2 separate regions of the Homo sapiens genome follow, and region 2 is linked to region 1. A link is a loop called in an ENCODE intact Hi-C map of the cell type or tissue named here. Cell type or tissue: B cell. All regions are shown on one strand. Each heading gives the region's core, and the rest is flanking DNA. Links, peaks and the distances in the headings are about the cores only.

Region 1 (15,011 bases), core at 2,683-10,682:
TCTACACAAAATCTTTTAGAAACTGGAGAGTATAGCAAGTTATCTGGCATAAGTTTAACTCAGTTTTTATCTACATACCAGCAGCAAACACACACAAATAGAAGACATTGTTTTTAGTAGTATCAGAAAATGTCAAATACCTAGGAATAAATTTAATTTTAATTTAATTTTAAAATGCTTAAGACTTATACAGGCAAAATGTACAACTTTATGAAGTGTAAGTAGAGGAGTTCTAATAAATGAATAGGAAGTTTTTATATCATTAAAATGTCATTTTCCCCATGTTGATCTATATTGACTACAGCCAATGCAATTCTGATTAATTCCCAATTGGAGCCTCATCAAATGACGATATAGAAGATTAAGACACCAAAAATTAGCCAGAACCCCTCTGAGGAGCAGAGCATGAAGGAGATACTTCTCCTATCGCATATCTGGGCTCATTGTGAAGCTATGGTAATTAAGATTACCTAGTGTTGTCATAAGGATCAACCAATTAATCAATTCCCAGGATTCCCAGAAACAGATCCATGAACTTATGTAACTTTGGTTATGTTAGAGGTAGCATTTCAAATCACTGGCAAAAGGCAGGGATGTTTAACAAAGTGAGCTGGAAAAAAAAATTGTGTAGTTACCCATATACAAAGTACACTATTAGATCTCTACCTCACACCATATTTTGAAAATGGACATAGGTGGATGAAGTAGTTAAATGTCAAAAATCTCTTAGAGGAGGCCAGGCATGGTGGCTCACACCTGTAATCCTAGCACTTTGGGAGGCTGAGGTGGGTGGATCACCTGAGGTCAGGAGTTCGAGACCAGCCTGGCCAACATGATGGAACCCTCATCTCTACTAAAAATGCAAAAAATTAGCCAGGTATGGTGGTGTGTGCTTGTAATCCCAGCTACTTGGGAGGCTAAGGCAGGAGAATTGCTTGAACCCGGGAGGTGCAGATTGCAGTGAGCCAAGATCACACCACTGCATTCCAGCCTGGGTGAAAGACTCCATCTCAAAAAAACAAAACAAACAAACAAACAAAAAACAAATCTCATAGAGGAAAATGTCTTAAACAAGACACATCAAATGAGTATAAAAAAAGATTGACAGACTTGAGTACATTAAAGTTAAGAAAAAATAAGTGCTTTTTAATTCAATATATTGAATGGTTTAGAAAAAGTGAAGTCTTTAAGAAGTGAAAAGACTAGAAGAAAATATTGGCAATACACACAACTGACAAAAGATTAGTATCAAAAATGTTTAAATAACTGAAAATCAAGAAGAAAAGTATAAAACATCCCAAAAGAGAAAAAAGCAGAGGACAGGCAGGAATTTCATACAGAAGAGAATATATAATCAATAAACATAAAAAGAGATGTTTAACCTCACTAATCAGCTGGGAAATGCAAATCTAGACCACAATGAGTAGCGTTTAACTTCCATTTGATTGGCAAGACTTTCAAAGCCTGACAAATCCAAGTTTCAGAAAATATAATGATCATCAGGCTTCTTATTCATAAGAAGGACAGCATAAATTGGTTCAATCCCTTTATGAACAGAGCAATAAAACTGATAAACTTCTATCTAGCAAGACCAACAAGGATAAACAAAAGACAAATTACCAATCTCAGTAATGAAGCAGGGGACATCACTACAGACCCTGCAGCCATTAGAAGGATAATAAGGGAATACTACAGGCAACTCTATGCACGTAAATGTCACAATTTAGGTAAAATGGATCAATTCTTCAAACAAAACAAACCAAAACAAACAGGTGGAGAAGAGAAGCTCTCAGGAACACTGCTGTTGAAGAAGACAGTTAGAATTGTCCTCTGAAGAACTCCAGCATTTAGAGTTCAGCAAAAACAACAGAGAATAATCAGCCCTACAGGCAGAGAACAGTCAGCAGTTTAGTGTCACAAAACCAAAGAAAAACTTGTTTCCAGAAGGAAGGTAGGAGTGGTCAAGTATGGTCTGAGGACAGGCAAGTGACTTCATCCTCTGAGTTTTGCAGTCAGAGGGTCAAATGTGACCTTGATAAGAGAGTTTTGATGAAGTGGTGTGGACAGAGGCAGATTGGGGTGGGTTGAAAAGCAAACAGATGGCCGGGCGTGGTGGCTCATGCCTGTAATCCCAGCACTTTGGGAGGCTGAAGTGGGTGGATCACCTGAGATCAGGAGTTTGAGACCAGCCTGGCCAACATGGTGAAAACTTCACCTCTACTAAAAATCCAAAAATTAGCCAGGCATGGTGGCATGCACCTGTAATCCCAGGTACTTGGGGGGCTGAGGCACAAGAATCGCTTGAACTTGGGAGGTGGAAGTTGCAGTGAGCCAAGATTGTGCCACCGCACTCCAGCCTGGGCAATGGAGTGAGACTCCGTCTTCTAAATAAATAAATAAATAAATAAATAAATAATCAAACAAAGTGACAACATGAATCCATCCTCTGCAGGAAAATGATTGAGAAGCCCAATGAGGAAGGGGATAGAGGGAGAGGGCAGCAGCTCTGGTAGGGGGTGGCTGTTGGGAGAGATGCATAGTCCTTGTTTTTATTGGTGCTTGTAGAATCGCCGGAGGTTGTTTGAAAGCTCTCGGGAATGGTAGAGCCTTCCAAGGATGTACTCACTGGCAGTCTGGAATTTTTTCATTTATGCCAACTCAAATTAGCCAGTTAAAATTTCCCCCAAATCAAGGAATTTTTTTGGAAGATATATTTGCATTTTTTACTTTAGGTCTTGACTCCTTAAAGTCTGGAGGAAAAGATGTTGGCCTCAGGACCCGGGACATAGAACCCTAGCTGTGTATGAGCATCCTGATTCTCAAATCATCCATCCCATTTGCCTACACCTCTGACAGGGGTGCATGTAGCCCACACTAACCCCTCTTGGAGATTTGATGTGGTTTATATAAGTGTTTGTCCTTGTCACAGACACTAATGGATCAGTGGCATCTTCCTGGCATCTCTCATACCCACTTGAGTGGGATCTCTCTGGAGAGTATGGGGGTCTAATTCCATGGTCCTGTGCATGCAGCCGACCTGTGGGCAGGGAGATTCATGTAAGAGCTTAGATACGGGCAGGCTGTGTCCAATTCCTGCCCCGTGATTCCTCTGAGTGACTTTGGGCTGTTCTTCCACCTCTGAGTTCAGCTTCCTCACCTGTAAGATGGGCTGACAGGACCTGTCTCATGAATGATGAAGGAAGATGAATGATGGCACCCTTTTCTTCACTGCCTGGCTGACAGTACATACCCCACAAATGGTAGCCTCTGTTACTAGGGGTCAGTGTGCAGCCATCCCAGGTGACACCTGATCCACGGGAGAATCCAAGAAGGGAAGCTGATGCCCTTGGTCTGGTGGTGGTGTTGCTCAAGAAGCTAAATGACATTTTCTTCCTCCAGTGTTTTTGGGTTTTTTTGTTTGTTTGTTTGTTTTTTCTTTTGAGACCGAGTCTCACTCTGTCTCCCAGGCTGGAGTGCAGTGGTGCAATCTCGGCTCACTGCAACCTCGATCTCCCAAATTCAAGCAATTCTCATGCCTCAGCTTCCCGAGTAGCTGGGACTACAGGTGTGCACCACCACACCTGGCTAATTTTTGTATTTTTAGCAGAGATGGGGTTTCATCACGTTGGTCTCAAACTCCTGACCTCAGGTGATCCACCCTCCTAGGCCTCCCAAAGTGCTGGGATTACAGGTGTGAGTTACCTCGCCTGGCCCTTCCTCCAGTTTTAAAAAAGCCACTGAGCTTATGAGCTATTAGTAAGGATGAACACAGTCCAGGTATCACTTAATGAAGAGATCGTCATGTACTAAGCCATCTAAAGGACAAGTCACAGTGAATCACCAGCAGCTGGCTGGATTGTTATTGATTGGGGTTTTCTTAATCCTTTTGATTTCTGGGGAGAAAGAAAGAAAAACTCAACACTCTTCAATCTGAAATATAGCATTACCAGGTTTCTCTCTCTCTCTCTCTCTCTCTCGCTCTTTCTCTTTCTCTTTCTCTCTCCCCCCACTGTGTTCTCTTTCTCTTGTTTAACAAAACTTGAAAAGTCATGTAAAGTAATCCACATTTTAAGTGCATGAGAATAACTGAGAAATACTGTGACAAGCCCCGTTGTAAAGTGAGTCTCTTCACCCTAGTTTTCCTTAAGTGCAGATTTTCTTATTGAGAGCTTTGCTTAAAGCCACATTTCGCCTGTTTTGTTTTTAATTTATTGGGATTTTCCCCCATTATTCTCATTAGGATTTTAGGACCCACACTCCTGTGCCCTCTGCCTTTCCGCACAAAGCCCCATCAACCTCTCCAGCAGTTCCTCCAGGTCATCCTTCGACTCTGACCTGCACGGCTAAAGCACTTCGCTCACTGGCTGTGAACACCCAGGTTGAGCCGCTAGGCTTTGCAGGGAGGGGATTCATTGCAGGCTTTGGGATCCCATGGCTCTCCTGTAGCCCAGGACTTAGGTTCTGGAGGCCCGAGGTGCTCACCTCACTTCTCCTGCTTAACATATTGCCTTTCTCAGCAAGTGAAGGCTCCAGCATTTAATCAGACGAGAGAGAGAGACTTCGACTCTGACCAACATCCACCAGCCAAAAGGAGAAAAAAACAACAAATGCCCAACAAAATACAAATAAATTTCTCTAAAAGTGCAGTTGTTGGGAAAAAGAAAAGGCGGTTTGTCAGGCTGACATCAGAGTAGCCGCAGTCACCCTGACAAGCCGCAAAGTCTAATGTTTTATTCACCAGGCCTGAAAAATAACTTCCCAACAAGGGCCCCATAAATAAACCAGTGTGATGAATATTACACGAAATAAAAACTGATAAAGCAAAGGCCCTAAACACGAGCTGCACCACGAGGTGAGGGAAGCACATGGCTTTTATCGCCTCTAATGCCAGGTGACAGGTTGGGCCAGGCTGCCCCCAGCTCACAGGGAGGCTGGGAGGGGGCCGGGGAGGGGGCCAGCCATGGAGGACACCCTCTTGCCCCAGCCTTGGGGGCCAAAGCCAAAATTTTCCAAATGAATTCCACTTTTCATCTCTTTTCACATTAGCGCATCACCTGCATTCACGGATAGAGTTATTTCCATCTATTAGGAGCCACCGGCTGCAAATTGTTTTTCCCTTAGCCCTGGCTTGGGGGTTTGCAGGGGCACATGGTTTATGAGAGCAGACAGGCTCGCCACTCCTCTTTCTGTTAAGATGGTTATGCAGGGAGCCTGGAGCTCAGAACTCAGAAAGGGAGCAAGGGAGACGCTCCCTGGCTCTGTCCCCCATGCACACACCAAGGGGCAGTGACTGCTTCTCCAGGTAGAGAAATGGACCCTAAGGCTTTCCAAGGTGCCAACAAGGAGCCTCCATGTGCACAGCCCATGTGGCGTGTAGGACAGCCGTGCCCCAGCCCCAGCCATGCTGCCTAGCCTCAGCTCCCCTGGCTTCCAACACCCGCCACTGTGCTGTAATTGCCGGACCCCCAGCAACAGCCTCCCACGAACTCAATTAGTTACGCACGAAGAGGGCACAACTTGGTGATAGGTATATGAATAATGGGAAGTTGTAAACAAGGTATGAAGCTGTATAGTATGAGGAAGTAAAAAAGGAGGCTGCAAAAAAGTGGGCTGTGGCATATGAATTGGACATTTCTGTGCATGCATACACACATGAGACATGAACACATGCCTACATTTCTGTGTGCACACCTGTGCACACACATGTACACACACACCTGTGTACCCCTGCCTGCATTCCTGTGTGCATGACTCTCTGCACACACCCACGCCTACAGGTGTGCATGACTGTGTACACACTGTGCATACGTGCATGTCTGCCTTCCCGTGTGCATGTCTGTGCACTCACATGACTGCACACACACCCGCAAACACTCAGAGGTATTTGAATCTTTTCTTCAGATGACTGTTTTGGGGAACCAACTGCTGAGCCCAGAGGCTGTCATTATGTTTGTTTGAGTCCAGAGCTTGACTTGCAGGTGTAACTGTTTCTCCATTGCTTAGACACAGAACTGAAACTCAATGCTTCTCCATTCTGAAAGGTTTTCAAACAGGAAGGGGTGGTGTTTGGGGGCATTTTTTCTGATTCAAGTACCACAGTTGTTTATAAATACACCCTTTCCCAGCCCTCTCCGGCATGCTGACTCTGAGGAATTTGCTTTCATGGTTAGCAATGGAATCCAGATGTTCATTACAGATGTTTTCATCTTTTTTCTTTTCCTTACTTTTTTTTTTCATTCATCGGATGAAGTCAGGCTGTCATGAAAAACTGCAAGTGCTTGCGTCTCCAGGTTTCTGAGTGCCAGACCCGTGTCATGAAACAGGCAATAATTACATGCTCATCAAGCATGTGGGTTGCCTTTAATCACCCCCAAATCATGTCGCTTTTCAGACACACCAGGATGTGCAGTGAAGTCACTCTGCCCCATGCAGCTGGGGAGGTGTGGAGGGGAACACACTCCATCTTTACACAGAACTCTGAAAATCACAGGGCGGCTCAGGCTGTAAGCCCAGGAACCCTGCCCCATGGGGAAGAACGAATAGAAGCTTTCACTTCTGGGAGGTGGGGCTTGCGGAAGGCAGCTGCTGGCAGCCTGGCTCCCAACATAGATTCTATCATGCTCAGAGAGTTTTGTTTTTGTTTTTTGTTTTTTTTTTTGAGATGGAGTCTCACTCTATTGCCCAGGCTGGAGTGCAATGGTGTGATCTCGGCTCACTGCAACCTCCACCTCCCGGGTTCAAGCAATCCTCCTGCCTCAGCCTCCCAAGTAGCTGGGATTACAGGCGTGCACCACCACACCTGGCTAATTTTTGTATTTTTAGTAGGGACAGGGTTTCACCATGTTCGTCAGGCTGGTCTCGAACTCCTGGCCTCAGGTGATCTGCCCGCCTTGGCCTCCCAAAGTGCTGGGATTACAGGTGTGAGCCGCCGTGCCCGGCCCATGCTCAGAAGTTTAACATCAGTAGGGTACAGGACTCTGAAAGACAGAGGGAGAACAGGGGGCATCAGCAGGACTCTGCTTCTCTGCTAGCTGTTTGTCCTGGTCACCAGTTACTGCTGCATTTCAGCAAGGGCTGGAGTCGTAGAATGTAGGTGCTAGAAAGGAACTGCACACCTGTTCAATCCAGTCCTGTTTTATGCCAAAAAAAATTCTGAATCAAATAGGAGAAGGGACTTGAGTGACTTGTCTAAGGTTAGGACCAAAATGAGGACCCAGACCCCAACTTCCAGGCCAACAGTTGCTGTGCCAGCCCGAGTTATCGTCTCCCAGCACAGCTCTTCTCTCAGCAGGGCCTCCAGACCGGCAGGCTCAGAACCTTCTTGAAACTTGTTTAAAAGCAAATTAGCAGACCCCATTCCACACATACTGAATCAGAAACTCTGGGAATGGGGCCCAGCAGTCTGTGTTTTAAGGAACCACTTCCTCCTTCCCTCCCACCAGCTCCAATAAGGAACCCACCCAGCTCCAGTGAGAATCTGTCTTTCTACTGAGCTCGTGGGTGAGGCTGGTGTTGCACTGTGCCTTTTCTTGAGGTAGGCGATGGGTAATTCTCACTTTGAGAACAATGGTTTTCCAAGCTTCAGCGCGACTAAGAATCAATGCTGGACACAGTGGCTCATGCCTGTAACCCCAGCGCTTTGGGAGGCCGAGACAAGAGGATCACTCGAGCTCAGGACTTCAAGATCAGCCTGGGCAACACAGCAAAACCCTGTCTCTACAAACAAATTTAAAAATTATCCGAGTGTGGTGGTGCATGCCTGTAGTCCCAGCCACTCAGGAGGCTGAGGCGGGAGGATTGCTTGAGCCTGGAAGATCGAGGTGGCAGTGAGGTATGATTGCATCACTGTACTCTAGCCTGGGCAACAGAGTGAGACTGTCTAAAAAAAAAAAAGAAAAGAAAAGAAAGCAATCACCTGCACAACTTGGTAAATAGATTTTCTATTCCCCAGAATTCAGAATTCAGAATTCAGCAGCCCTAAATCTGAATTTTTATAGAACCGCCTCCTTCCCTCTCACTAGTGGGTTTGATGCAAATGTTCTGATCACACAGCCAAACACAAACAATAGCCTAAGGATTATGGGAAGGAAGAGTAGAAACAGGGCCAAGCAAGTTTGAGCTAGCTCTTTATTTGTCTCCAGGGCTAACAAGGAAAAGCAACAGTCATCAGAAAGGCATCCTCTGGAACACACAGCTGACTGCATCTCACGCCTCTCCTCCCTCTGTGGTTGTTGAAGCACTTGGGGACATGTGTAGCAATGCGAGTTCCAAAAAGGACAGGGAATGGTAAACTCACAGATTCTACTCCTGGGGGATGTATGTCGACCCCTTAAGTGAGTATAGTTTGCTGAAAACCAATGCAGATGACAGGAAGTCTTTAATAAATAAGTTCTCAGGCTAATAGCAGCGGTGCGGTGCCTCAGGGAGTTGAATTATGGGGGATCCAAACCCAATTCTGGAAAAGCTGTTTCACAGGGACTCTTCCCATCTCACCAGCATCACCCTGAAATTCCATGGAAAGACAGAAATTTCACAAACTACAGTCATAGAAGGGTTGCAATACTCTCCCTGTCTGCTGATATTCTCGGCTCAGGGCAGCACCACGGAGAGCTACACAAACCACAGCCCCAGTCTGTGTTCCCACCATTGCAGGTGACAATTGGAAGGATCAAAAAGAAACCCCAGTTCCTTCCAGCCCGTTAAAAAATATCTGGAGAAGGCCAGGCGCGGTGGCTCATGCCTGTAACCCCAGCACTTTGGGAGGCTAAGGTGGGTGGATCACCTGAGGTCTGGAGTTTGAGACCAGCCTGACCAACATGGTGAAACCCCGTCTCTATTAAAATTACAAAAATTATCCGGGCATGGTGGCAGGTGCCTGTAATCCTAGCTACTCGGGAGGCTGAGACAGGAGACTCACTTGAGCCCAGGAGGCAGAGGTTGCAGTGAGCCGAGATCGCGCCACTGCGCTCCAACCTGGGTGACACTGTGAGACTCTGTCTAAAAAAAAAAAAAAAATCTGGAGAAGTATGCCAGCAAACACATGAAACAGAAGCAAAAATTTAAGAAAAAGAGACACATGCCTGCCACTTCTCTTTCAGAGGTAGGCTATAAGAACTCTGTGTGTGTGTATGTGACATATATATAGTAAACTCAACTGTATTTTCTTTTCTTTTTCTTTTTTGAGACTGGGTCTTGCTCTGTTGCCCAGGCTGTAGTCCAGTGGCACAGTCTCACCTCACTGCAACCTCTGCCTCACGGGTTCAGCTGGTCTTTCTGCCTCAGCCTCCCAAGGAGCTGGGACTACAGGTGTGTGCCACGAGACCTGGCTAATTTTTGTATTTTTAGTAGAGATTAGGTTTCACCATCTTGGGCAGGCTGGTCTCGAACTCCTAACTTCAAGTGATCTGCTCGCCTCGGCCTCCCAAAGTGTTGGGATTACAGGCGTGAGCCACCGTGCCCGGCGCAACTGCATTTTCTTGATCCGATTTGTGAATGGGCTCTTCTTGTACACGCATGTGCCCACGGGGACCTGAGGCATGCATGTCAGTGCAAACACACGAGAGTGCATTTGTGCCCGGATGCAGCTGTGCTGTGCGTGGGCTTTGAGAGATGGTTCTGGAAATAGCAGTGGTGCCAGAGATGCCAAGGAGAAGTTTGTTAGGATGTGTGGCTCCATCCCACCTGGGATTAATTTTTTTTTTGTCAGGTAAGCACAATGTTTCCTTTGAAAAGTCCTAGCCTGGAGTCTGATCCTAGGAGGAGCCAAGATGACGTGGTCCTTTCCCGTGGTGTGAGAGTCAGGACTATCGAAATAAGAGCACTCACCTTTTTTATTTTTTGAGATGGAGTCTCTCTCTGTTGCCCAGGCTGGAGTGCAGTGGTAAAATCTCCTCTCACTGCAACCTCTGCTCCAGGTTCAAGCGATTCTTCTGCCTCAGCTTCCCAAGTAGCTGGGATTACAGGCGTGCACTACCATGCCCAGCTAATTTTTGTATTATTAGTAGAGACAGGGTTTCACCATGTTCGCCAGGGTTGTCTCAAACTCCTGGCCTCAGGTGATCCACCCGCCTCTGCCTCCCGAAGTGCTGGGATTACAGGCGTGAGCCACCTCACCCGGCCCACTTCACTTTTTATTGTGCCTTTTTAATTGCCTCCTGAAGGCCATCAGCCACCAGTAAAAGCCCCAAAGCTCTGGAAGATTCTCTGTTGGTATTCACTATGTGCACCTCCTGGTTCAGAGCCACCCCCCTGTTGTGATCCCCCTGAATGAGCTGCCCTTGGTTGAGCCAGGGCTGGGATCGGGCCTGAGGACAGCACCGTCTTTACTGAAGGTCCAGTGTGGAGGAGAGAGGACGAGGCCAGGGACCTCACCTGTGGGTCTCACTGATTTCTGCCCTTGTGAGTCCAGACAGCTGAATGTGACCCAACCCTTTGCACAGTTCTGTCTCCATGCGCTGCTGGACAGGGGACTTCAGCTTTTCAGAAGCTCGGTTGCCCCACCTGGAACAGTGGGATTTATTTTTTTTTTCAATTTATTTTATTTATTTATTTATTTATTTATTTATTTTTTGAGATGAAATCTCACTCTGTCGCCCAGGCTGGAATGCAGTGGTGCGATCTTGGCTCACTGCAACCTCTGCCTCCTGAGTTCAAGTGATTCTCCTGCCTCAGCCTCCTGAGTAGCTGGGAGTACAGACGTATACCACCATGCCCGGCTAAGTTTTGTATTTTTAGTAGAGATGGGTTTTCGTCATGTTGGCCAGGCTGGTCTCGAACTCCTGACCTCAGGTGATCCACTCACCTTGGCCTCTCAAAGTGCTGGGATTACAGGCGAGAGCCACTGCTCCCGGCCAGAACAGTGGGATTTAAAAGAACGGGTGTGATGGGGTGAAATGAAGGAATGTGTGTGAAGCTATCTGGAGTCCATGGCAAACAGCACAGAGGGAGGGCGGTGTCTACGAAGCGGCGCAGGCAGACCGGCAGGTGTGAGAAACAGCGAGTTTTCTTTTCTGTAGAAACCCATTGAATAGGATAAGGATGACAACTAGGGTAGCATTTCTGGAAAGTTCCAATATTGAACAGGAAAAGCTAAGATGGCTGCAGGCTACGTGGAGTGCAGGGGCAGGTGAGATTGCCTGAGTGTGCGGTGCCAGGGAAGGCTTTGGGGATCTGAGATGTGGAGGACGAGAGGACGGGAGCAAGTGGGGCCTGGAGGGGCTCAGGTGGAGCACAGCACCTGTGAGCATGAGCACGTGGGAGCAGGGCCAGACCCAGCGTGGTTGTAGATGTCACTGGAGGAAAACCAGGGCAGAAAGCAAGAGCCAGATGGCGGAGGCTGGGGGTTCTGCGCCAAGGGGTGTGGACTCATGCCTGTGTACACGGACACTCCAGTGTAGCCTGGGACCTAGAGATGAGAGGCTGGCTGGAGTCCTGATTCTAGAGGATCCGTGCATGGCCAAGTGTCGGACCTCAGCCTCCTCCACTGTAAGACGAGGGTGATGACAATAGTGTCTGTGCGTGTTAAAGTAAATAATAGCAAAACGTGCATGTGAAAACATATACATACATATATACACACACATATACATACACTTACATGATGTTTCATTTCTCAGCCCTCACAAGGGTGAAAGAAGGCACATGCAGGTCCCCCAGACTCTGTCCTAGGCATCTCCTTTTGGTCGCAAATGGACATCTCCATCTGTTTCATTTGCAAATCAAGCATACTCATGTTGGCCACCTGCTGTGTGCTGGAGTCTGTGCATCTGGGGGCAGGAGAAGCTGGAGCCAGCCAGCCCCATCCTCTGGCAGCCTCGTCTACACAGGGAGAGGCCCACATACGCCCCTCTAATGAAGCACCTGGATGCAGAGGCAGACACAGTGTGATGACAGTAACTCTGGGAGCCCTAGTGAGGCTCCAGGCAGCAGAGAGGAGGTGGCATCTGAGCCAGGTTTCAGAGGGTAAGAGAGGGTTCCCTGGCAGAGAATATTCTAGACAGAATGTCCAAGGTTTGTCAAGGGAAGGCCCCCAGCATGCTGGAGAAATGCCACTGTGTCTGTGCAGGGTGGGCTGGGCTGGTTGGGGGGTGAGACACTTGCTACGTGCCAGGCACAGGCAACAGGCACAGCTCGATGTGGTTTTCACTGCATCTTCAAGCTCACAAGCATCCTCTGAGATGGGTCCATTACTGCTGTCATGTGGCAGACGAGGAAACTGAGGCTGGAAAGATGTGTGGGAGCTGGAGTGTGATGGTCCTGGTTCCCTGGAGAGCTCAGTCTTGGGCCTGCAGACCTAGGCTCCTAAACTGTAGGCCTCACAGATGGGCTCCAGTTGGCCCATGAGCCTCCTGAAATGGTTGCAAACTTTTGTGCACATATGTGCCTTTTCTGGGAAGAGGTTTCCTAGGGGCCCCGAAGGGTTAAGAAGCCCATCTCTAGGTAAGGAGGAGATTTTGAAACAGTGGTTCCAGGATCTGAACACTAAGGATGCAATTCCAAGAATCCAGGCCCAGCGTCAGAAGCAGTGGATACCCAGAAAGGGACAGGTTCCGAGACACCAACAAGTCCCTGTAACCTACGGAGCATGAGGAGTGGGTGACCATGATTCCACTTTGTTGTCTGGATGCCATGCAGCTGGCGATGCCACTGTCTGAGATGGCAGATGCAGGAGAAGCATTGGGTGCCAGTGAAGCCACCTGGGGCACATCTCTGGGTGAAAGTGTCTACTAGGACACAGGAGTCTCGAGAGAGGGAGGCCCAAGCTAAAGATTGTGATTTAGGAGGTGTGGGGAAGGAACTGGGGCCCTAGGAATGGGTGGATGGTAGAAACAGGAAGAGGTGATGGAAAAAGGCAGTTTCAAGGATCATCAGGTAAAAGCAACAGAAACAAGAAATGGGGCAGGACTGAGATGGATTGCTGGATTTGGCAATGAGGGGATCGTTGGTGACCAGGGTGGGAATTCCCAAGGGAGGGGTGGGGACATGGGCAGATTCCAATTCCTAGGAAGGGACGATGTGGCAGTGTAGACAGAGTCTGGAGGAGACAGAGGAGACACCTCGGCATCTGGGAGAGGGGGAAGGTCCCAGGATGATGCCTCTTGAGGATGTGGAAGCTGTGTGTGCTCGTGGGGTGAAGGGCAGGAATGGGGGCAGAGGCAGAGTGGGAGGTATGGAGGGAGAGGAGGATGGGATCAGGGAGCTGGGGGAGACTCAGCCCTTGCTGAACTCCCATCCAGGGGCTGACTGTGGGTGTGTCTTTGGGAAGAAGCTGTTTGCCATCAGACAGACCTCTCTGGGGTCATGGGACATTCTTCCCCCAGGACTTTCCTCTCCTGCACCTGCTTCTCCAGGTGCTTTTGTTCTGGGAGCCAGGAGACCTGCAGAGCCAGCTGGATGATGCTGAGGTTGGGTGGCTCTGAGCGAGGTTTTCACTTGCAGCCTCTGAAGCAATGATTTCTGTCTCCTCTCTCTCTTTATACTGTACTCGGTCTCCATTTTTCTCTGGTGTAAAAATAATGGCTTTGGATGACATGACACCAGGTATTGATTGAAGGGATGAGAATTAAACAGTTCTGTGTCTCTGGAACAAAAGAAAGCAAGACCATTGCAGAGCACAGTACGCAGGAGGCCAGTGTGGAGAAGCCAGCTCGGCAACTTTTTTCTTTTAATGAAAATAGTTCAGGAAGCGAGGACACCTTCCCCCAAATCCTTTGATGGGTGCAGGCCTCACTGAGGCTGTGAGCTGGTCTGCTGCGTGTAAATGTGGTTTTGGAGGGTCAGTCTCCTCCCTGGTAAAGGCTGGCAGGGTCTCCCCTGGCCTGTCCTCCTCTGTCTCTGCCTGTTTCTCTCTCTCTCTTTTTCTCTGTGTCTGTCTCTTTGTCTCTCTCCCTCCCCTTTCTCTATGTCTCTGTCTATCTATATGTCTCTCCCCCACCCCATCTCTCTCTCTCTTCCTCTGTTTCTCTCTCTCTGTCTCTCTACCTCTTTCTGTCTGTCTCTTTCCCTCCCGTTTCTCTGTGTCTGTCTATCTGTCTTTCTGCCTCTGTCTCTCTCTGTCCCTGTTCTCTTTGTCTCCCCATCTCTGTTTTTCTGTCTCTCTCTCTCCCCCACCCCATCTCTCTCTCTTTCTCTATGTCTCTGTCTCTCTTTTTCTCTCTGGCTCTGTCTCCCTCTCTGTCTCTGCCTCTCTTTATCTCTCTGTCTCTCTCTGTGTCTCTGCTCTCTTTGTCTCTCAGGCTCTGTCTTTCTGTCTCTCTCTCTCTGTCTCCGTCTCTCTTTGTCTCTCTGTCTCCATCTCTCTTTGTCTCTCTGTCTCCATCTCTGTCTCTCTTTGTCTCTCTGTGTGTGTCTCTGTTCTCTCTGTCTCTCTGGTTCTATGTTTCTGTCTCCCCACGCCCCCACACTTCTCTGTGTCTCTGTCTCTGGCTGCCCCTCACTCATGTGCTCCCCTCCCCTCTGCACCCCGTCTCTCATCTCTTTTTGTTCATTGACTCAGGTGCTCACGTGGACCCCAGAGCCTGCCTCCTCTCCAGCATCCTAGGGCTCCCTATCTATCCCTTTCCCTCTCCCACCCCGAGCAGTTTATTGATTTATCACAAAACACCACCTCCCTGGCAGCTGTGCTCAGCCTGATCCCTGCTTCGCTCAGCAGCATAAAAAAAGAAAAGAGCTACAAATGGTCCCTTCCCCTCCCAGGGCTCAAATTCCAGTCCTGAGGGCCTGGAGTGATCTCCAATTTGGAGACAGAATTCCAGCCCAGACGGCAGCAGACAAGGAGCAGGAAATGGCAAGGGGTGTGGGGAAAGAAGGCAGGCAGCCGCTAAGAGGGGCTAGTTCATGGCTGCTCTGGTTTTCGGATGACCCTGTAGGTGGGACCAGAGCAGACCTGCCGGGAGCCCTGGGTCTGCTCCTGGAGCCCCAAGGAGTCTGGACACGTGGTTGCTCAGACCTGAGATAGAATGGAAAAACAGAATAGTCTAGAGCAGCAGGAAGTGACTGTCATCGTGGGGTGC
Region 2 (15,011 bases), core at 3,331-11,330, 45 kb after region 1:
TCACATTTGTTTTTCATTATATTAGAATACATAGAGCAAAAGCTAACATCTTGACCATCTTTAGTTCAGTGGTATAAGTGCATTTGCATTGTTGTGCAAACATCACCACCCTCTGTCTCCTGAACTCTTCATCTTGCAAAGCTGAAACTCTGTCCCCATTAAATAATACCCCACCAATTTAGAAACCACCCCCTCCCCCAGTCCCTAGCAGTCTCCATCCTGCGTTCCATCTCTGTGAATCGGATGACTCTAGGGACCTCACGTGAGTGGGATCACACAGTATTTGTCCCTTTGAGTCTGGCTTATTTCACTCAGCATAAGATCTTCGGGGCTCATTCACATTGTGGCCTGTGTCAGGAGTTCCTTTCTTTTTAAGGCCCTATAGTTTCCAACGTATGGGTGGGGGAACCGCATTCTGCTTCTCCATCCATCCCTTGATGGACACCTGGGCTGCTGTCCCCTTTTGGCCACTGGGAGTAGTGCTGCTGCGGGTGGGTCTGCATTGTCATGACTGTCTTGACACTGTGTGATGGAAGATAGACTGACTAGGAAACTCACTTTCCAGCGAGGTGCTCCTCCCCTGCTTTCTCCCACATAAAGGCAGAGCCTGTGAGACTGGCCTGTGGATGGCCTTTAGGTGAGCAGGGCCGGAGCCTTGTCAGGGCGACTCTGAGCGCCAGAATGTTTGGAGTACACCTCTGTGGTCTCAGTCTTGAAAACACACATGCCACCAAGGCAGTGTTCCCGCTGGTGCTGCACAAGGCTTATGGGAGCTGCATCACCCTGGGAGACTTTGTGTTCTATTAGCCGCTCACCCCAGTGGGGTTCCAAGTCCGGGTGTGGCCCAGATGGACAACTCGCAGCCCCAGAGGGCTGGACCTGTTAAAGGGCTTGGTCCACATGTGCAAAGTCCTTCTTGACATAAAGGGCTGGGACCCAGAAAGTCCCATACATTAAATGGGCTGGGACCCAGAGAGTGGCCTCTGAGGCTCTCCCAGGCCCATCCCAGCAGGGGAGCATCTCCTAGCCAGAGGCTTCTCCCTGGGGCCTACGTATGTTAAAACTGCCGAGGTGCAGTGACTGGGAAGGGGTGATCTGGTGGCCCGCAAGATTTCAGGAGGTGATGGTGAGGAAAAAGGGCATGTTCTCCCAAAGTCAAGGCCGGAGTCAGGGCCCTGCGTCAGCCCTGGCATCCATGCCTCCCCTGTTTGGGACTTTGTTTATAAAAGCTTTGTGGCCACCTAAGGAAGAATTTTCTGAAAAGGAAACACTGGAATGTCCATTTTCTCCCAAGACCCATTCATCTTTTCTAGAAACTTAAAATACAAGTGCAGCCCCAGGTGCCTCACCAAGGTCTCTGGTGCAGAGGCACAGGGTCACGTCTGGGTGTCCCCCAGAGTCTCGAAACGTCGGCTTGGAAACTAGATCCCCTGGGGAGTTCATCACATCAGGCAAAACAACAATAATAGTCACAGCAATATCATCTTTATCCGAAATGGTCTCTCCATCAGTTCCAGAAGAACACGCCAGTCCACGTTGCCCCAGCCTCCTGGTTCTGTCACTGACTGACTGGTAGATCTTTCTGTTGTTCACGTTTAAGCTTATTTAACCCACACAGATTCTCCCCTCCTCCAGGGTTTTCTCCCAAAGTCTATGTCTCTATTTCATTTTTATTAAGAAATCAAAGAGATTTTTTTTAAATTAGGGCAGCAATTTAATAGGATCACATCTCCCCACTTCGGGTGGAATCACCCACTTCCCTTTCTGATTCTTCCCATCTCTACTGGATTCTGGGTGCTTCCCAGGGCAATATTGAGTGCTTGGGATCCGTATCAATTTCTGGGGGCTGCAGTAACACAGCACAGACAGGGTGGCCCCAGCAATGGAAATTTCTTCTCTCGTGGCTCCGGAGGCTGGAAGTCCAAGATCAAGGTGTTGGCAGGAGTCGGGCACAGTGGCTCATGCCTGTAATCCCAGCACTTTTGGAGGACAAGTTGGGTGGATCACCTGAGGTCAAGAGTTTGAGACCAGCCTGGCCAACATGGCAAAACACCATCTCTACTAAAAATACAAAAGTTAGGGGGTGTGCTGGCAGATGCCTGTAAGCCCAGCCACTCGGGAGGCTGAGTTGGGAGAATTACTGGAACCCGGGAGGCAGAGGTTGCAGTGAGCCGAGATCATGCCACTGCACTCCAGCCTGGGCCACAGAGCGAGACACTGTCTCAAAAAAAAAAAAAAAGAGTGTCGGCAGATTCCTTTGGAGGCCTGTGTGGGGTACTGAGAAGCTGGCTAAACAGAGATGCTGGAGGCAGGGATGTGGCTGCTCCCCTTGGCATGTAGACGCCGTCTTCTCCATGTCCTTATGTGGCCATCCCTCTGTTTGCGTCTGTCCTAATCTCCTCTTCAGGAGAACAGTCACTTTGGATTAAGACTCACCCTAATTAACTCAGTTTAACCAAATTACCCCTTCAAAGTCCATATCTCTAAACACAGTTGTCCGTTGGTATCCTCAGGGGGTTAGTTCCAAAAACCCCACGATCTGACGATGCTCAAACCCCTGGTAGGAAATGGCGCAGCCTCTGCATGTAACCCACGTGCATCCTCCAGTACCCTGGAGATCACCTCTAGGTGACGCACAAGGCCTCATACAATGTAGATGCCACGAAAATAGCAATGACACTGTATTTTTTCACTTCTGTTATTTGTATTGTTGTATCATTATTTTTATTTATTTTTCTAATACTTTTGACCTGTGGTTGGTTTAATCCATGGATGCAGAACTCTAAGATCCAGAGGACTGCCTGTACAGTCCCATTTTAAGGAACCAGTGGTTAGGACTTCAACACAGGAATTTTGAGGGGACAAAACTCAGCCCCTAACCGAGCCTGATGCCATCCGGGGTTGTGTCTGGGTGTGCTGGCCAGGGTTTGCCAGGTTTACTTTCAGGAATGGGACCCGCCCTCACATCCCACCCTCTCTGGCCTCTGTTTTGCCAGCACCGAGATACCACACCTGGCCTCTTATTTATTAGTTCATTTCCCATGTCCCTCCCGTATTTCCGAGGCCAGCCGCATCTGCTGCCAGGGAGGATTTCAGCAATGCTGAATCCAAACAAACCTCTCCAGTTACAGACTCGCGCCCTCCCGCCTCCCAGCCTTGCATCAGCAGGCTGCCGCCCGGTGCTGCCACCCAGCCCTGATGGATCGTGCCACCAGCACAGTCTGTTTGCTGCTGTCTTGTCCTGCCAGCAAGGTCAACATCACTCGCATCCAGCAGCAGTGGCATGTTGCAGTGATGCCCACACCACAGCCCTCCACCCTCTTCCACTTCATTTGTTGAGAAACCACTCCAGCTCTCCTACCACCCCTGACACCTCAAACTCAAGGTGTGTAAGTGGGGGCAGTGTCAAGAGGTAGGACCCCCAGCTTCCCCAGCTGGGCCCTGCCGGCGAGATGACCCTCGGATCTCAGGGGGCACCTTCTGACACATCACTGGCCTGAGATGGCTTCCTCGGCAGGTTCTGGGGCTGCAATGCCCTGCTGTTCTCCTGGTGTGCCGTGTTCCACCAAGCATGGACTTGGCGACCTGGTGGCCGCAGAATCTTCCTGACCCTCTCCATCAAGTGAAGCGTTGGCTTGTTGACCGCTGCACCCTTGGTCATGCTGCATCTTGGCCTGGAAAACCCTTGTTAGTCAAAGGTTGCTTGTCTTCTGATATTTAATCCAGGTGTCCTCTCCCGGAGAAGCTAGCCACAACTCTCCCAGCACCGCCTCTGTGCTTTCTGTGCTCGCCCATCGTGAAGCCAGCCTATGCCTCCAGTCTCTTCTCTACCAGGAGGGAGCAGCTAAAAGCTGAGATTTGTTGCAATTTACTTTTGTCCCCCACCCATGCCTTCACAGTGCCCGGCACTTATTTGGTGTTTAATAAACTGCCCATTAAATGCAGACATAGCTCCTTTCCCCTGGGGTGTTGCTCGATGGAGTGCTGCAAAGTAGCTGCAGATGCTTTTCTGACTTCCAGAAGACATCTCCAGTGCTCCTGAGCTTGCTAGATCTGAACTGGCTCATATCTACCTTTAACTGTTTGCTCTAAGATGCTACTGAGTCCAATGACTTAACCCAAATGTGTTTCGTATTTGCTTGATGGCGAACTCTCCACAAGGAGAAGCTACCAGAATGGGACACTACCACCCGTTACATCTTCCCAGACACACGCGTTGTTGGTAATTCATAGGCTTTTTTATTATTATTATTTGACCATTTGGGTATAGTCAGACAAATAGGCTTTTCTGCTCAACTGTTTAGAACAATTTCTAAAGAGTAGCTGGAGTGAGGTGGGGAAACACCCAGTGCCTCAGTCACCCCATCTGCTCCTGTGGCCCAATTCCAAGGGCATAACTTCCTGAGGGCCACCCCCAAGTGGGCTGGGACCTATGGACTGGTCAGTGTGGCCGGCTGTGTTTATTATGAATAAACCATGACTTGGGCCTGACCCCCATCTCCCTGGGAAAGGCACACTGTGCCCTGGCCTATGGCCACCTGCTTTGTGGCAGGCACTGGGCCAGATTTCCAGTGTCTGTCCTACATCAGCTTTGCTTCTTTCTCCTGGAGGCCAGAGCCCAGCCTGCTCCTGGGACCCTGGGATTGCTGATTGGAAGGGGTCTCAGTGGTACCGGGGGATGGCCCGAGGAAGCCATGTCACCAGGGAGAGATGAATCTCACCTGCTCTACTAGTTACCCTTGGGGCTGGCCCGGGATGTGCAGCAGCACCCCAGCTTTGGTGCTTCCCAAAGGCACACGGCTCTCCACAGGGCTAGCTCACATGAGGGGCACCTTGGCCATAGATAAGCCTGCCTGGGAGGCTGGATCCCAAGGGGCCCATGGAAGGAGCACTCACTAAGTCCCTAGATGGGAGTCCAGGGTGTTAGCTGTTTGCTGGGAGTCATTCTTATTCAGCTTTTATGTGACCCCAGTCCCCAACTCATGGCTGCTCGGAGAAGAGGAGGCTCTGCCAAGCTCCAGACAAGGCAGGTAGTGGGCCTTGGGCATCACTTTAAGAAAATGAACGCACACAGAGCAAGACACTGGCCAAGATCAGGAGGAAAAAGCCAGAGCTGCTGGGGAGAGGAGGGGCAGGAGGAGAAAGAAGAGGGGATGGGGAGGAGGAAGAGGAGAGGGAGGAGGAGAGGATGAGGAAGAGGAGGAGGAGGGAGAGGGGGAGGAGAGAGAGGGGATGGGGAGGAGGAAAAAGAGGAGAAGAGGGAGAGGAGGAGAAGGAAAGGGAGGAGAAGCAGGAGGAGGGGGAGGAGGGGGGAGGAAGAAGGGGAGGAGAAGTGGGGAGGAGGAAAAGAGGAGGGAGAGGAGGAGAAAGACAGAGAGGAGTAGTAAAAGAAGGAGAAAGGACAAGAAGAGGAGAAGACAGGAGGAGGAGAAAGAGGAAAAAAGGAAGAGGAGGAAGGGGAGGAGGGAGGGGAGGAGGAAGAGGAGGGAGATGGGAGAGTCTACAGCTGGTGTGTGTGGAGGAAGCAAACCTCCCAGGCTGGAGGCCAGGTATGGACTCTTCCGTTGGGCATTTTCCTGGGAGCCCGGCTCCCCGGGGAGGGGTTAGACTGGGGCTACCCTCCTCCAGTCAGGGGACTGTGCCTGTTCTTCAGTGTGTCCCTTTTGCTGACAATCTCACTACACTTGTCATTTTTATATGCAGGTGTAACAAAGTCGGCCCATAGAGCGACAAAACACAGCCCGGCTCTGGCAAACAATGTGATTATTAAGTAATGAGATGAGTCCCTCAACCATATAAGAAATCAAAATCAGATTTTGTGTGTGTGTGTGTGTGTGTGTGGTGTGTGTGTGTGTGTCTGTTTGTGCCTTTTTGCGGGGTGGGGGTTAAAATTTTCTTTTAATTTTTTGCTGATGGCAGGCCATTTTTTAAAAAGTTCTTTTGTATTTTCCTTTTGCGTCTGTACACTGGGGAGCCCCACAAATTCAGAGCTGTGAAATTTGGCTGTGTCAGCAGCCTGCAAAATGAATTGATATTAAATGCAACAAAAGTCTCTAATTCACCCCGTTGCTCCCCTGCCCTCTTCTATCCCCTTCTTGACACCCCTCCCCCAAGCCCAGCCCCACCCTGTTGTAATTGGGAAATGGAAGAATGAAGGTGGCCATCAGTACTGCTGGGCCACTGGGAATGACGCTGGCTCATCTATTATTTAAGTCTCATCAATTAAGTATTATTTACAAATAACCGCCCTTCCCCATGCCCTGCCACAGACAGACCGAAACATACTGCACAGTCCCCACTCCCAATGCTGCCCTCACCCTTCCTCAAACGCACCCCATGCTTTGCAGCCAGGGAAGGGAAGGTACTAGATCCCACCCTCAAGCTGTGCCTGAGCAGCTTGGCTCATCCATCCTTGTGGGATGGACACAGGGTGCTGGGGGAGCAGGGGGAGCTGACGGTGGGGCAGGACAGGAAACCAAGTGTGATGTGGTGAGAATGGCTGAAAACTCAGAGAAAAACAAATCAAACAAAATGTAAGCCAACAACTTCTGATCTTTCCATCAGCACCTGACTTTGCCCGCACTCAGACCCTGAGTCAGGCATTGCTCATCCCAGGCTGTCTGTGGGAAGCCCCTGCCCTTCCCTGAGCTGGAAGGCGCTTGCTGGAAAGGAACTGGCTCCCACCCAAAGTGGACAGAGCCACCAAGGCGGCAGGCATCCCTCCCTCGCTCCCTCACCTTGCCAGGTTGTGCATTAATTTTTTCCTCCTGCTCTCCCTACAAAACGAATCTTGATTTAAGAAATCAGACCTGGCAGCTGTGTCTCATCCTTAACATGCTCCAATTGCCAGGGTATGGAAAATCTGCTGTGGGCAGGCAGGATTGCCTTTAAATGCATTTCTAGCGCTGTGGATTTAGTGAGGACACACGAGGCGGATTTCATCTGCGTGCTGCGTGGCTTATGGGCCCCAACCACTGGTGCCAGGTCAAACCGTGGCCTCTGAGAAGATTCCCAAATCCAAGCACATTCCCTGTGGCCGTCTTCTCTCACATGGAGTCTCTGACCCGGGCCGAGAGCGTTAGGAAAGGCAAGCTAGACTTCAAGCGACACAGAAACACATCACGATCGAAGTGGAAGACCACACTCCCTGAACTGGCCGCTGTTCTCTTCCATAACAAGGTCTCACCCACCCCCAAAAGAGAATCTCTTCCTCTTATGGACAAAACTTTAGAAAGCTCTTCAAATAAAGAGTTGGGAGGGAAACGAATTAAAGCAAGTGACAAGCAATCATGCTTTGGATTTAATGAAGGCAGATCCGCAATGGCATGAGCCTTCCTGAGCACTGGCCGCTGTTTCCAGGTGATAAATGTGTGTCCCGTGAGGCATGGGGCAGAGCTGAACCAAGGCCTCCTCCACGTGGCCCCCAGTCCGGAGTTCGGCCGCGTGGCTGGCAGCGTCTCCCACCCGCAGGTCGCTGTCCGTGGTGCTGAACTCCTGCCTTCCCCCATTCCGCATCTTTCCTGTTTCTCCAAGAAGCAAAGGTATCTAGCGGGGCGTGGTGGCTCACGCTTATAATCCCAGTCGCGGCAGGCAGGTCATTTGAGGTCAGGAGTTCGAGACCAGTCTGGCCAAAATGGTGAAACCCTATCTCTACTGAAAATACAAAAAATTAGCTGGGCGTGGTGGCAGGCGCCTGAAGTCCCAGCTACTCGGGAGGCTGAGGCAAGAGAATGACTTGAGCCCGGAAGATGGAGGTTGCAGTGAGCAGAGATCACACCACTGTACTCCATCCTGGGAGACAAAGTGAGACTCCATCCACAAAAAAAAAGCAAAAGGTGTCTGCTACCGGAGTCCGGCACAGACACTCAAGGCTAGAACTGGGTGAAAGGTATGCCCCATCTAATCTGACGAACTTGCTCTCCAGTCCAGGATTCTGCTGAGGGATCTTAAGTGCAGATAAACTGTTAGGGAAGAGCAGCGGCTTGTTGGAGAGGAATAGAAAACTGGTTCACTTTGCTTTTCTGACTCTGTAAGGCAAGCAGGTGGCCCCAGTTGAAGAGCATAGTAGGCTGCAGTATGAATCTGCACCTGCTCTGTATGAATCTGTACCTGCTCTGGAAGTCGGACAGGTGACTCTGTGAGACTATGTCATTGCTTCCCCTGCCCTAGTTGACCCCATGCTGGCCGAGGCTCTTTCTCGGCCCTGTTTCATCTCTCCATCCTGTAATAGCAGCTGGGGCTTAAATCCTAACCAGAATGAGTCCCTGACAGCCTCCCTATATTTCTCTTCTCCTTCATCTGGCTTATTTGTGGACCTTGCCGCTGCTACAGGGCAGCCTTCCTGCTTATCTGTCAGCCCCCAAAGCAGCAGGTTATCTAAAGCAAGAATGGCTCAGGCTGGGCAAGTGGCTCATGCCTGTAATCCCAGCACTTTGGGAGGCCAAGGCAGGCAGATCACCTGAGGCCAGGAGTTCGAGACCAGCCCAGCCAACATGGTGAAACCCCGTCTCTACTAAAAATACAAAAATTAGCCAGGCATGGTGGTGCAAGTCTGTAATCCCAGCTACTCAGGAGGCTGAGGCAGGAGAATCACTTGAACCCAGAAGGTGGAGGTTGCAATGAGCCAAGATTGTGCCACTGCACTCCAGCCTGGGAGACAGAGTGAGACAGGAAGGAAGGGAAGGAAGGAAGGAAGGAAGGAAGGAAGGAAGGAAGGAAGGAAGGAAGGAAGGAAGGGGTGGAGGGGAGGGAAGGGAAAGGAAAGGGAGGGGAGGGAGGGGGAGGGGAGGGAGGCAGGGAAGGAAGGGAGGGAGGCAGGGAAGGAAAGAAGGAAGGAAGGAAGCAAAGATCGGTCTTGATGTGAGCAGCAGATGAGTAACTTGGAACATTTTTGTTGGCCCCATGTGGGCTTGAGCAGGTCACTTTACCCTCTAAATTCTCAGTTTTCTTACCTGTTAAACGGAGATAATGAGATGTGCTCTGTTGACCATCTAGGTCTGATGGAAGGGTCAAATGAGGCCATACTTTTAAGTGGCTTTGAAAAACTATGAAATATAATATACATATGAGGCATTACTAACAGTGGCACTGTAAAATAGAAGCAGTTCTCAGACTTTGGTCTGTGATGTTCCAGCCAAGCAAACTCTTCAGGGGCCTCTTTTCAAGGGGGATGGAAGGTGGGGGCAGGTATAAAAACCCCATAAAACCAAAGCAAAACCTCCAGGGAGGAATTGTCTTTTATACCAACTCCCAAAACAAAGGCCAAATTCCAAAACGAAGTCTGTTTGCTTCTTACTTTCCTAATATAAAGGGAATGGGTGATTTTTTCCCCCAAATGCAGTTTCATGTTGGTGAAATCAGAATACAACAGTAGGGTCTCTAGCGGCAGAATTGAGCGGAGGAAAGAAAGCAAAAGGATCTCTTCTAAGCATTTGGCATACTGCTGTTCCCTCATTACACAGCGAAAGCAGCCCATGCTGTCCTTCGCAGCATCAAACACTTCTAAGGGCAGTGCACTGGGTCTGCATGTATGTGTGTGTGTGTGTGCGTGTGTGTGTGTGTGCATGTGTGTGTGTGTGTGTACAGTGCCAACTGTAAGTGTGAGTGTAAACATGTTCCATTATAGACTAACATTTTAATTCCTTTTTTCAACCAGTATTCATTGAGAACCTTCCATGTGCCGGGGACATGCTAGTGACTGGTGCCACAGTCCCCTTGTCCCCTGGTTGCTCTTGGTTAGTGGGGAGACAGCACTGGTCCCCTGGTTGCTCTTGGTTAGTGGGGAGACAAGGAAGGCACAATAGAATAAATTCTATACTGGAGGCATGCGGGGTCCTGACACTCGTGGGGTCTGTGAAGATGCACACGAGTGGGATTTTCTCTGCCCTTCCTTACCCTGGTTTTGCTCTTAGTCCTCACCTGAAGCTGTTCTTCAGGTCCTGTGAAGTGTCCTGGCACCAGGCATCTCCTGGCTTCCTGTGGTTTTCAGGCAACCCCTCTATTACCACAATATGATTACTGGAAGATTCATAGTAATTCAGAGCAACCCCAAAATACTGATCACCAGAGAAAGCCCTGGAATGAGGGGTGGGGTAAATTGGTGAGAGAGCTCCGTGGCTGGCTTTGGGGGTCCTAAGCTACAGCATCTAAGTAGGGGTGGAGGCTGGCTGTAGTTAAACCCATGCCTCCAACCCAGGATTGAGACTTGGGCGTTGTGAAATTCAAGGTTCAGCTCCGTGGTGAAGCTTTTGTGTTGGAATTAGCTAAATCATGTGGCGCCCTAGTTTCTCATAGCCAACCTGCAAAGGTAGTTCCCTTGCTTGCTCCTGAACAGAGGGGAACCACATGAGGTCATCTAGAAAGGCTCCAAGAGTTGCCAGGGGAGAGGGGCTGTGTACTCTCTGTGTTCTGTGAACGCAGGGGCTCTTCCACACTGCTGCCTGTCCCTGAGAACAGAGATCAAGGCAGACTTCAGAGAAAACTCCCTGTTTGGTCCTGCCTCCCTGGGCAGTGAGCCATTCCGGCTCTGCAGACCCTGTTACTGATGCAATAAGGGACTGTGAGGCTCAAGGGGTGGATGCATGACACAGGGTTCTGAGTGTGCCCTCAGCCCCATTCTTCCTGCCCAGGGGAGGAGCATCCCTGACCAAGAGCTTTTGCAAGACTTCAATAAATCCCCACACTTGAAGCCGAGGGCTGCAGATTCCTACTGTATTTAATGTCAGCTCCATGCAGACCAGCCAACTGAACACAGCCTCATAGCAACTTTCTTATCTCTCACACTGTAACCTAGCTGATGGAGCTACCCCAGAATCCAAAATGTGGCACCGCAGAGCGAGCTCTCGCTCTTTTCCCCACACCCAGGGCACATCTGAGAGAGAAAATAACCTCACAAAGAATGCTCCATTGATCCTATGGTTTAATGCCCTGGCCATCAGAGTTGACATTTATGCTATTAATTTTAAAACATGTCATTTCTTCTCTATAAACTTTGACTCATTTTTGACCCACTAAATAACTTTCTTCCTCAACTGCAGGCTGGCATTTTATCATGGTCTTTCTTTCCTCCAGCCCCCAACACCACACCTTTCATTTGCCTTTCCTCTCCCAAAGTCCCAGGAGAGGGGTGGGAAGCACTGGGAGAGGTTAGGCAAGCTAATCCTTCCAGAAAGGCAGAGAGCCACGCAGGCTGAGCTGAGCTGAGCTGCCTGCTGCAGCTGCCCCTCGCCCCAGCAGATTCCAATCCAAGCACACAGCTATTTCTGGGAGAACGCAGCCAGGGTGTCAAGGGCAGAGTGGCCAGGGCTGAGGGCATGGAAGAATTGATTTTGTGTGTAAGGTAGAGCCTCTCCAGCCACCAGTCAGCAAACCCAGAGGAGAAGCCTCTGGAGGCTCGATGAGATGTATGTAACTATGCCTGTCCGTCTGCCTTGTCAGAAATGATTGCTTCTCTGATTTTGGTAAACATTCATCCTAAATATCATTTATTTCCCTCGGGCCTGACCTCAGAAGGCCCTTAGCAAGGGTCACGTGGGTCAACCTCAGACTCCATTTGCTAACTGCTAGCTCTCAGAGCCCTTCCCTTGGCTATACCGAGAAGGGACGTGGCAACGGCAGGCATGTGTTGAACCACTTCCCAGGCACCAGGCATGAGGCGAAGAGCCACACATAGGCTGTGCTTTCGGGTCCTCATGGGAAGCCCATGACACCGTCACAGCATATGGAAAATCACGAATCTCTACTTTCCAGATGGGGAAAATGAGGCCCTTAGAGGCTCGATGGCTTACCCGGGCCCACACAGCTAGCAAGGACTCCAACCCAGCTGGCTCACCCCAGAGCCTGCATTCCTAGCCACGAGCCATCCTGCCTCTCATTCCTTCCTTCCCTTTTCCTTTGCCATCTTCATGGGCCTCCCAAGAGGCCTCCTTCACAAGGCTCTATGATGCCTCCTCCAGCTTGAGAAGGTTCCCCTTCCAGACATGTGTGTCTCACACTGGTATGTGAGGACCCCCCTACAGCATGTGCTTGTCTCCCACCACCTGCCTGCCCTCCAAGGAGCTTCCAGTGCCTGAAAAACTTCTGCTCACCCCTTCAGACCCCCTGGGCATCTTGCTTCTCCTCCACCTTCTGTCTGAACCCTCTGGGAACTCACCTGTTGGAGGTGTGTCTGTTTGGAGGCAAGGGCCTGTTTCCCTTTCATCCATTTTAGGGGTAGGGTTGGAGCAGTCCCTGGCCACCCAGTGTTATTAGTTATAGCCCAGTGTTATTAGTTATTTTTAGCAATCAATGTTATTGATGTCATGTTCACTACAGAAAGCCACCAGAGAGCTGTTCTTCCAACTCATTACATTTAGAGTTGAACTATCCCCTTTTTATATAAATCCTGACACATAAAGATAAAATACGCCACTTTCTGGGGGAAGCTCTAAACCAGAGGCCAGGAGCTGGGAGGCAGCTTTGAGTGCAGGAAGCAGCTTTAAAGATGATGCCAAAGGGGGAAAGCCCCAAAGGGCTGTCCCCTGAGCCAGGAAGTAGGACCAGAGAGTTAACATCGTGTCTGGAAAAAGCACAGTCCCTGGGCTGTCACCAACACAAAAGGAAGAAGTCAGGGGAAGCTGTGGCTTAAACAGAAAAGACAGATAATTTCTGGGGACCTCAGCTCTGAAGTCAGGGGCAAAGGCCAGTCAAGGGCTTGATGGGGACTGGGTACTGGGTTCCTTCTGTGGCTGCTGATGGCTGGCGAGGCTGCCGGGTCCCAGTGCTCACTGGTCTACAAAGCTGGTCCTGGGTGTCGACACTAAGGGCCGGGGCAGAAACAGGCCTGAGTTTTGGAGAATACTCTAACCTTCCCCATCTCTCTGGCTTGAAGGGACTGAAGCTTGGGCCAGCCACAGGGCTCCAGATGGCTCTTGCCACACCTAACCCGCCGACTCGGGCCTGAGACTACGACGTGGGCAGAGGCTGTGCGGAACGTATTGGAGAGGCCTGGTGTCCCTGGCTCTGCATAGGGGCGTGTCTTTTGGGATCTGGGGAGCAGCAGAAGGTTAGAGATGACAGGTTCTGGTGAGGTCACTTTCCAAATGTGATAATGACAGGAGGACAGCTGTGAGTGACTCCCCCCAGCTGTCCCCATGGATGCAAGATTCCCACCCCAGTCCCTGGGGCTCACCCCCTCATTCCCTGCTACTGTATTCCATCCATGCTAAACAACTCTGTCCCCAACAGGAGCCAGGTCCTTCCCTTTCAGAACTTGTGCTTTTCATGCAGTGTTCCTTCTGCCTAGAACACTCTACTTCTCCCTATTACCTCACTGATGAACTCTGAAATCAGAGAGGTTATTGGGGTCAGCTATATCAATTGGGGGGGTCATTATATTTTGGGGGACATGAAACGTGGAGATGGATAAGATCATCCCAGGAGAGCATGTCGCTGTGGGGTGAGAAGACCAGTGAACTGAAGCTAGGCCCAGGGGAAAGAGGCCCTGGGATTTCGCTGGAGTGTGGGCCACTGAAGCTGAGGGCAGAGCCTCTGGGATGACGGGCGAGGGATCATGCAGGAGGTGGGGAGAGACGTGGTAAGGACGGAAACTGCCCATCACGTTTTGCAGTGGGGGAGTCTCATGCCCACAGACTGACCAGGATGGAGGGGCTGGAAGCCGGGCTGGGGGGGGCTGCAGAGAATGGAAAGGGGCAGTGGTTATCGGGCCCCACTACCAGGAAGTCCAGCCTGCAGAAGAAGGCCAGGAGACTCCTCCAGTCATGGGAGGACTTTCTTTGAGCAGACAGATGGGATCTATCTCCGCTCTCTGATGGCAAGTATTTGTGTGCCCGTCCGTCCTCCCTGGTGGCCTGTGGTATCTGGGGGCAGGGATCACCTTTCTCAAAACAGACTTCCAAAGAAGCCCTGTCCTGGTGAGCTTCCCTGGCCCCGAGAGGGGACGGGCAGCCAGCAAGTGGTATGATTTGTCGCATATCAGGTGGGAGCAGGGCTGAGGCCCGGGGTGCAGAGAAGGGAAGGAGGAGATCAGAGGCTTCACTGAGAAGGTGGCATTTTGGCATTTGAGACTCAGAGGTGGAATCTGGAGGGTTCTGGGGCAGAGCAGGCAGGGCCTCGTGGGGACTTAAGACTTTGTGTGTGGGAGTGAAATGTGGAGCCCGAGAGGGGTTGCAGCAGCGCCCGGAATGGCCCGACTTAACTGGCAGAGCGCGTCCCATGCACAGCCGCACTCACTGTCTGCGACGTGCCGCAATGTGACAATCCTGAGAAACAGTGGGCAGGTCAGAGCACACGTCCCATGAGCCCGTCCATTCCAGAAGCAGGGAGGCCAGGCGGTCAGCACAGGCCAAGGTGTCCAGGAAGCTTCTGAGACCGGGGAGCCCAACCTGCCTGGACCCCTGTGGGCTCTGTCCCTCCAGCCATGGCTGAGCCCTTCTTTCTTTAAGCTTCCCTGCCAACCTCATCAGTGCCGGCACAGGGCACAGGTCACCTCAGGATCCCCGATTCTCAGGGTGGGGAGGGGCCCTGGTGCCCTGGCCTGGCCCAGCTGCCTGTTGGCCGGTCTCACATCAGTGGGTCTGATCCTGCCCAGAGCACTGGTTGGAGAATCTCACGTTGTGGATTTTGCTGAGCATGTCATGGAGCTCCTGGACAGCAGCAAGGGGAGACACTGAGCTGGAAGGTCAAGGCGTATGTGACAACCCCTCGGATCAACACCCCACTCTACCCCCCACTCAATGCAAACCTACTCAAGAGGAAAAACGAATCCATTGAAACCCAATTTCCCTCCCTCTTTGCACAGACATGCTGCACCCAGGGCCCCCTGTGGGTGGGGAGTGCTATGGGGGTCAGGGAAGATTGGTGCTTTCCAAGTGGGAGTGACACTTGTCAGCCCTTCTCGCACCTGGGAGCAGTAAGGCAGGGGGTCCTTCGCCTTAGCGAGCAGAGGGTCTCAAACACACTCAGAGCACCAGGGTGAAGAAGCGATTGTCCCCTTAAAAAGAGCACCCTTTGCT

Evidence for each region. Peaks named below come from ENCODE experiments on the same cell type or tissue, not always from the same donor. Only the 100,000 strongest peaks of a DNase experiment are listed, where the experiment ranks them.
Region 2: a loop joins it to region 1, with 1.8 times the contacts of the local background. A loop is called at or near these places in 5 of 110 quality-filtered maps.

What each region holds. Positions count from the first base shown.
Region 1 is chr17:79,331,946-79,346,956 of GRCh38, reverse strand. All of the region lies in intron 2 of RBFOX3 (RNA binding fox-1 homolog 3), which reads left to right. Among named protein-coding and RNA genes, the nearest start is that of ENGASE, 260 kb to the right of the region's middle. RefSeq lists an enhancer at 6,045-6,094. In B cell, for the core only: no CTCF peak of the experiment used is centred there; DNase peaks (open chromatin) are centred at 5,986 and 6,416; H3K4me3 peaks cover 712 bases; H3K27ac peaks cover 2,594 bases.
Region 2 is chr17:79,287,136-79,302,146 of GRCh38, reverse strand. All of the region lies in intron 3 of RBFOX3 (RNA binding fox-1 homolog 3), which reads left to right. Among named protein-coding and RNA genes, the nearest start is that of ENGASE, 220 kb to the right of the region's middle. In B cell, for the core only: no CTCF peak of the experiment used is centred there; a DNase peak (open chromatin) is centred at 7,476; H3K27me3 peaks cover 1,242 bases.